2 separate regions of the Homo sapiens genome follow, and region 2 is linked to region 1. The links are chromatin contacts, found by Hi-C or POLR2A ChIA-PET in ENCODE. All regions are on one chromosome and are shown on one strand. Each heading gives the region's core, a stretch centred on a gene start or an enhancer-like site at or near the end of the contact. The rest is flanking DNA. Distances are from core to core; before and after follow the strand shown. Region 1 holds the start of TST (thiosulfate sulfurtransferase). Region 2 holds the start of IL2RB (interleukin 2 receptor subunit beta).

The links. A loop is a pair of places that touch in the nucleus more often than their neighbours do. ChIA-PET counts read pairs that join two places held with the same protein, here RNA polymerase II (POLR2A). Pooled maps may share reads with other maps.
Region 2: a loop to region 1 is called in a pooled map, with 3 times the contacts of the local background. The contact joins the promoter of IL2RB here to the promoter of TST in region 1. A Hi-C loop is called at or near these places in 2 of 50 pooled maps. POLR2A ChIA-PET finds 5 or more read pairs at or near these places in 4 of 52 experiments (H1, HepG2, activated CD4-positive, alpha-beta T cell and 1 more).

Annotation. Positions count from the first base shown.
Region 1 is chr22:37,017,900-37,021,116 of GRCh38, forward strand. It overlaps TST (thiosulfate sulfurtransferase), which reads right to left and starts at 1,548. Exons shown (of 3, transcript NM_003312.6): 1 at 1,501-1,548; 2 at 239-854. The coding sequence starts at 833. MPST (mercaptopyruvate sulfurtransferase) reads left to right here and starts at 1,843. Exons shown (of 3, transcript NM_021126.8): 1 at 1,843-1,973. The coding sequence starts at 1,938. RefSeq lists enhancers at 91-1,066, 1,095-1,596 and silencers at 1,070-1,129, 1,290-1,679, 1,710-1,829, 1,840-2,159.
Region 2 is chr22:37,148,193-37,151,409 of GRCh38, forward strand. IL2RB (interleukin 2 receptor subunit beta) reads right to left here and starts at 1,724. Exons shown (of 10, transcript NM_000878.5): 1 at 1,633-1,724. RefSeq lists enhancers at 11-60, 1,764-1,786, 1,869-1,900, 1,983-2,094 and a promoter at 1,634-2,589.

The DNA of each region.
Region 1 (3,217 bases), core at 298-2,797:
TGCTAGGTGGCTTCTTAGCACATGGCTATGAGGACACATTCTTGGGTCCTTGTGCATCCAAGCTGAAAAAGCCTTTAGGTTTGTCTCCACTTTCTGGTTTTATCGATGGAAAGACTGAGGCCTACATGGGAGGATTGAAGGCATGGGACGGACCCTGGAGAGGGTCCCAGTCATCCTTACTCCCTATCCTTCCATGGGGCAATACTCCCCAGGGACCACCCAGCACTGGGACACCTACCTACTGCATCCGGCTCCGGCTCGGTGCCCAGGAACCGCCCTTGAGACCTTGAATCCACCAGCTGGAACCTCTTAGATTCAAGGTTCTCCAGCACCTGCTCGTAGGTCTTGAGCAGGGAGCGGTCCAGTGTGGCTTTGAAGACGGCCGGTTCTGGGCGTGAGGGCTCGGATGTCACCGGGTGGCCCTCCTTCAGCCAGTTCCGGAAGCCACCATTGAGCACTGATACGGTGCGGTGGCCAAACACACGGAACATCCACCAGACCCGGGGAGCATAGAAGCTGCCCAGGTGTTCACCATCATACACCACCACGTGCGTGTGGTTGCTGATGCCCAGGCGGCCCACATACTCGGCGAAGCCAGCCTCGCTGGGCAGCATCATCTCGTAGGGCGACGCCGTGTCCCGGCACTCTTCTATGTCAAAGAAAGAGGCGCCGGGTACGTGGCGCTCGAGGTACTCCTTGCGGGCCTCTCGGGTGCCTGGTGAGTACCAGGACGCGTCCAGCACCCGCAGGCCGGGCCCCAGCTTGCCAGTCCTGATGGACTCCGCCAGCCACTTGGTGGAGACCAGCGCCCGGTAGAGCACCTGATGAACCATGGCTTCAGCTCTGCGTGTCACCTGGCACGGGTGGGAACCAGGAAAGAGAGACAGGCGTGAGGAAGGAAGTCGGTGTGTGCAGTAGGGTGAGGCCTGGGAGAAGCTCTTTCTCCCTCCGCACTCCCCCGGGTTCCTTGTTTACAGCAAGCCAGCGAGGCTGGGGCGTGCAGCGGGATAAGTTTGCAGATTCCCTCTGGAAAGCCGGCCCCGCCCCTCCCAGCCGGCCCGGGGGCCCAGCGCAGAAGCGGGTGGGGCAAGAGTTTCCGAGGACTCCAAGTAGGGGCGCTTCCTGGGGCGGGGATCTGGCTCCTAGAAGTTACAGTACTCGATCCCGCCAGGAAAGAGCAATGAAAGCATGCCCGGGATGGGGGGCGATGGCATCTTGGGCTTAGAATCCCCTTTCCTTCCAAGGCAGAGGGGGTGGGCGCACGGCTAGGAAGCTCCGCGAGCCGCGCACACGCCATCGCCTGCGGCCTCCCCAGGCAGCCCGAGCTCGCCCGCCTCCAGAGTGCCCGAGTCCGGCCCGTAGCTCGCTGCCCTCTGCCCTAGGTGGATCAGGGGTTCCCGGGGCACCCCGTCCCACTCTCGCAACGCTATCCTTCCCCGGGCAGCAGGTGGCCCGACCGGCGGCCCAGGCGCCCGGCCGCTGCCCCCGCCCCGCACTCACTCGCCCCGGACGCCGCGCTGGCGCTCGCCCCGGCCGGCTGGAGAAGTTGGCCGGTTCAAACCCCCGGCCGCAGCTCCCCAGGCGGCGCGCACCATCGCGCCACCGCCAGAGGGGGACCCTGCGCCGCCCGCCGCCATCCCGCGCCTCCCCCGCGCGGCCGCTTCGCGCCCGGCACCTGCCAACCTCGCGCGCGGGGCCTCCGGGACCCGCGGGGGTCTGAGGGGGACGCCGGGTGGCGCGGGGGCCGCGCGGGCCTGGGCTGGGCGGAGCGGGCGTACCCCCACGGCCCGGCCAGTGGAAGGCGCGGGCAGCAGCGGCTCCGAGTGGCCGCGGCGGTGGGCTGTGCCGGAGTCTCCTCCCTTTGGTCCGCTGCAGGTTGGTGGCGGGAGGAGGGGACAGCTGCGGGCGCGGGGAGGGGGCGCCGCGCCGCGGGGGCCATGGCGGAGCCAGGAAGCCGGGAGTCCGAGACCCGGGTAACTGCCGCGGCGTGGCGGCTTGCCTTTCTGGAGGGGGAGGGAGTGGCTCTTTGGGGGTGCTCGGCGCGGGGCTCCCGCGCGGGACCTGGGCGGAAGAGGGGGCTTAGTCTAGGAGAGAAGGCGCGCCGCTACGTTGGCACTAAGGGTGACTGTCCGCTTGGGGCGGCCTGCCGGGTGGGGTCGTGGCGAGTGGCGGGTGGGGAGCCTTGGGTGGAAGTGGGTGACCTGGTGGCACCAGAGAGGGCGGGGGAGAGAGAGGAGGACAGGGAGACGAGACCCCGCTGACCCAGAGGCCCCAGGAAGAGACACTAGCCAATAACTTGTTAGTGAGTGAAAGGAACTAACATTGTCCAGCCCTGCTTGGTGTGGCACTTTGCTGGGTACTCCCGTGGTGTGACTTAATTCCCACAATAACCCTGAGGAGTAGGCCAGAAACTTACTAAGACAGGAGAGAGCGGCAGAGCGAGTTGCTGGAGGACACACCCAGAGTTGAGGCCGGGCCTGATCCCTGGTCTGAAGCCCACGTGGTACCAGCTGCCTTTGTTTACCTGGCTCTTCCCTGAAGGTTCATGCTTTTTAAAAAATTGCCTGTTTTGAACTTAGCCCGTTTAATCATAAGTTGATGTAATTCAATTTTTAATAATAGCTGTATTTAACAACCAGTTGGCAAAATTCCTGAAAAGCTCGCCATGGGCTCTTGCAAACTGGGGGACACCATTGCCCCTCCCTAGCTTTTGCAGAGGCCAGCCTGGAAGCTTTCCCTGTTTCCCAACCCTGACCTTTTGTTTTGTTTTGTTTTTTGAGACAGGCTGTGGTTCTGTGGCCCAGACTGGAGTGCAGTGGCGCCATCTCAGCTCACTGCAACCTCCGCCTCCCAGGCTCAAGCGATCCTCCCACCTTAGCCTCCCAAGTAGGTGGGACCACAGGCATGTGCCACCATTCCCGGCTAATTTTTAAATTTTTGGTAGAGATGGGGTTTCACCATGTTGTCCAGGCTGGTCTTGAACTCCTGGGCTCAAGTGATCTGCCCATCTCAGCCTCCCAAAGTGCTGAGATTACAGGCATGAGCCACCATCCCTGGCCTCATCCCTCTTTTTAAAAAAAGGTTTTGTTCTAAAATGCTCACAGCAATCCTCAAAGCCTAGTGTCTGGTGGTTGGGGGAGGGGGTGGGCAGGAGGGACCAGGCTGGGGAGGTCCAAGAGGAGCTCCCAAGCTCTGCTCCTCAAGGGGTACCCTGGAT
Region 2 (3,217 bases), core at 474-2,973, 130 kb after region 1:
CAGCGATGCTCGGAGAGGGCAGAGTCCACGGGAGGATGGTGTGGGGGTGCCAGAGGGGCACAGAGCTGAGGGAGCGCCTGGCAGTCACTGAGGCTGCACCCTCATTCTGCAATGGGGAAGCTGTGCCTCAGGGAGGCCAAGGAACCCACTTAAGGTTGCACGGTGAGGAGAAGCCCAGCCTCGGGTGACAGCAAGTGGAGCCCAGGACCTCGAGTTTGAGCACCCCCTCCTGGGTCCTCAGGCACACCCACACGTGCCCTGTCGTTCATGACTCTGAAACTGGTCACACCCACGGATGCCTACGTCCCCACCACAGCCCTGCAAGGTGGGTCTTGCTGCCCCATTTGATCCATGCCAGAACTGAAGCCCGGAGCGGCTGACCCCAGCCATCTGATTTTCAGAGAGATGCTGCTGGGGACAGGGACTGGTGCCTGCTCTCTCTCTGCCTACACTGCCTGCCCTGAGCGCTCGGGGGTAGTTCAGCTTTTAGCCCTCCCTACAGCCCCATGAGGAGGCTCTAGTATGCCTCCTTTTTGCCAAATGAGGAGACTAAGAAACGGGTCAACCTCTCACCCAGGCGAGAAGGGCATAGAGCTGGGATTTGAACCTGGTCAGGTGCAGTTCGGGGCCCCTGCTGCCATCAGGGGTATATGGTGGCTGGGGCAGGGTGGTAAAGCAGGAGCTCGGGAGCCCATGGTTCATCCAACTTGACCTCTGAACTCAATGGGGCCTATGTCCCCTCGTCCTCTCTGGCCACCTCCACCTGCCACCCCCCTGCTCCCATACACAGTGCTTGTCTCTTGCTATTTAACTTCAGGGGCTTCTCCAGCTGGGTGCGGGACCCTGGCTGTGGGGGAAGGAAGGGGACCCTTGGGGATAGCTCAGCTCCTCACTCCACCTCCCTCCCCCGAGGTGCTACAAACACAGTTAAGAGTGGGAGGCTTCGGCCCCCAGGAGAGGAGAGAGCATGAGCTCCAGGCAGCCCCAAAGATAGGGTCCCATCCCCAATGTCCGGAGATGCTTCTGACCTGTCCAGTCATGCAGCCAAGGGAGGGACAAACCCAGACTCAAACCCAGGGCTCTGCCTCCAGCCTGGGGCTCCCAGAGGCCTCGCAGCAACTTCACTTCATAGATGGCTCTCCAAGGGGACCCTTCTGTCCCCACTTACTCCACAAGCCTCCTGATGAGCACGCAACACAGGGCTGCCTCCCCCGGTATATGGGCCCCACTCCACAGAGGTCAGGAGGGGGCTCCCGCCTGTCCCACCCCATATCCCGTACCCTCTCCGGGCACCCAGGCTATCCACCCATCCCTTCTCCACCTCTCCGGGTTGGGGGCCCAGCACACAGAGCCCAGGGAAGCCCCTCATCCCACAGCAGTCCCTAGCCTCCCCTGAATGGGTTGGGAAGGAGAGCTGACCTGGGACTGGGGACCGCTTTTTCCTCCAGCCAGGAGCCATGAGAGCTGGGCCCAACCCCTCCCTAGGGGAATTCTAAGACAAAGTTGGGGGATGGGAGTTCAGGCAGAAACTGCTGGGGGAACTGAGTCAGAGCTGAAAGTCTTCTCTGTGACTTTCACTCCCAGCCCTCTGGCTGGTCCACAGGGGCCGGGAGGGAGGCAGGGGGACATCACCTGGCTGAGACATGGGGCGGTGGCAGCGCGCGCTCTCCAGTCCTCCCCGGTGCTGGGACCGTGGCCATCTCTCCAGGGCCCTGCTGAGCTCTGGCTGCTGGGGCCGCAAAGACTAAAAGCCCAGAGCCAGCCCACTTCCTGTGCAGAGGATAGAGGGGCAAGGCCTGGGGTGGAGAGGCGGGGAGACGAGGCTTATGAGAAAGCCTGAAACTCCTCAAGCACCCAGGGCCAGATAAAGATCTGCCTCCTACGCTGGGGGCGGCACACACACACACACACACACACACACACACACACACACACACAGACACACATTGTCAAATAGGGGCCTAGCTGCACACAGGAGCCAAGGGAACGCAGGCCCTCCCTCTCTCCCCTCCTACATCACCCCCACGCCAACTCACACAGGCTACCCAACACCTCTGACGCCTCCATCCGGTCACACACATACCCACTAATACGTAGGCTTCACACAAGCAGGTCCCTCTAGGTGACCCCAGCGTCTCACCCTCCTCCCAGCCTGCAACACACCATCTTTCCGAGACTCCCATTTCACCCAGCCTTCCAGGAAGCCCCTTACTCCGTTTAGCATTCAGAGATGACTGTTTTTTTTAGTTTTTAATTTTGTGGGCATGTGGTAGGTGTCTATATTCATGAGGCACATGAGCTATTTTGATACAGGCATACAATGTATAATAATCACATCAGGGTAAATGGGGTATCCATCACCTCAAGTATTTATCCTTTCTTTGTGTTAAAATCCAAGTATACTCTTTTAGTTATTTTTAAATGTACAATAAATTATTGTTGACTAAAGTCACCCTGTTATGCTATCAAATACTAGATCTTATTCATTCGATCTAATTCTGTTTTCGTACCCAACAACAATCCCCACCCCTCCAACCCCCACTGCCCTTCCCATCTCCATCACTGCCCTTCCCATTTCCATGAATTCAATTGTTTTAATTTTTAGCTCCCACAAATAAGTGAGAACATGTGAGCTTTGTCTTTTTGTGCCTGGCCTGTTTCACTTAACATAATGACCTCCAGTTTCAAACATGTGGTTGCAAAGACAGGATCTCATTCTTTTTCATGGCTGAATAGTACTCCATTGCATATATGTACCACATTTTCTTTATTCATTCATCTGTTGATGGGCACTTAGGTTGCTTCCAAATCCTGGGTATTGTGAACAGTGCTGCAACAAATGTGGGAATGCAGATGTCTCTTCCATATACTGATTTCCTTTCTTCTGGGTATATACTCAGCAGTGGGATTGCTGGATCATATAGTAGTTCTATTTTTAGTGTTTTGAGGACTCTTCAAACTGTTCTTTATAGTGGTTGTACTAATTTACATTCCCACCAACAGTGTACGAGAGTTCCCTTTTCTCCCCACCCTCACCAGCATTCATTATTGCCTGCCTTTTGGATAAAAGTCATTTTAACTGAGGTGAGATAATATCTCATTGTAGTTTTGACATGCATTTCTCTGATGATCAATGATGTTGAGCACCTTTTCATAAACTTATATGTTTTCTTTTGAGAACTGTCTATTCAGATCATTTGCCCAATTTTTGATGGGA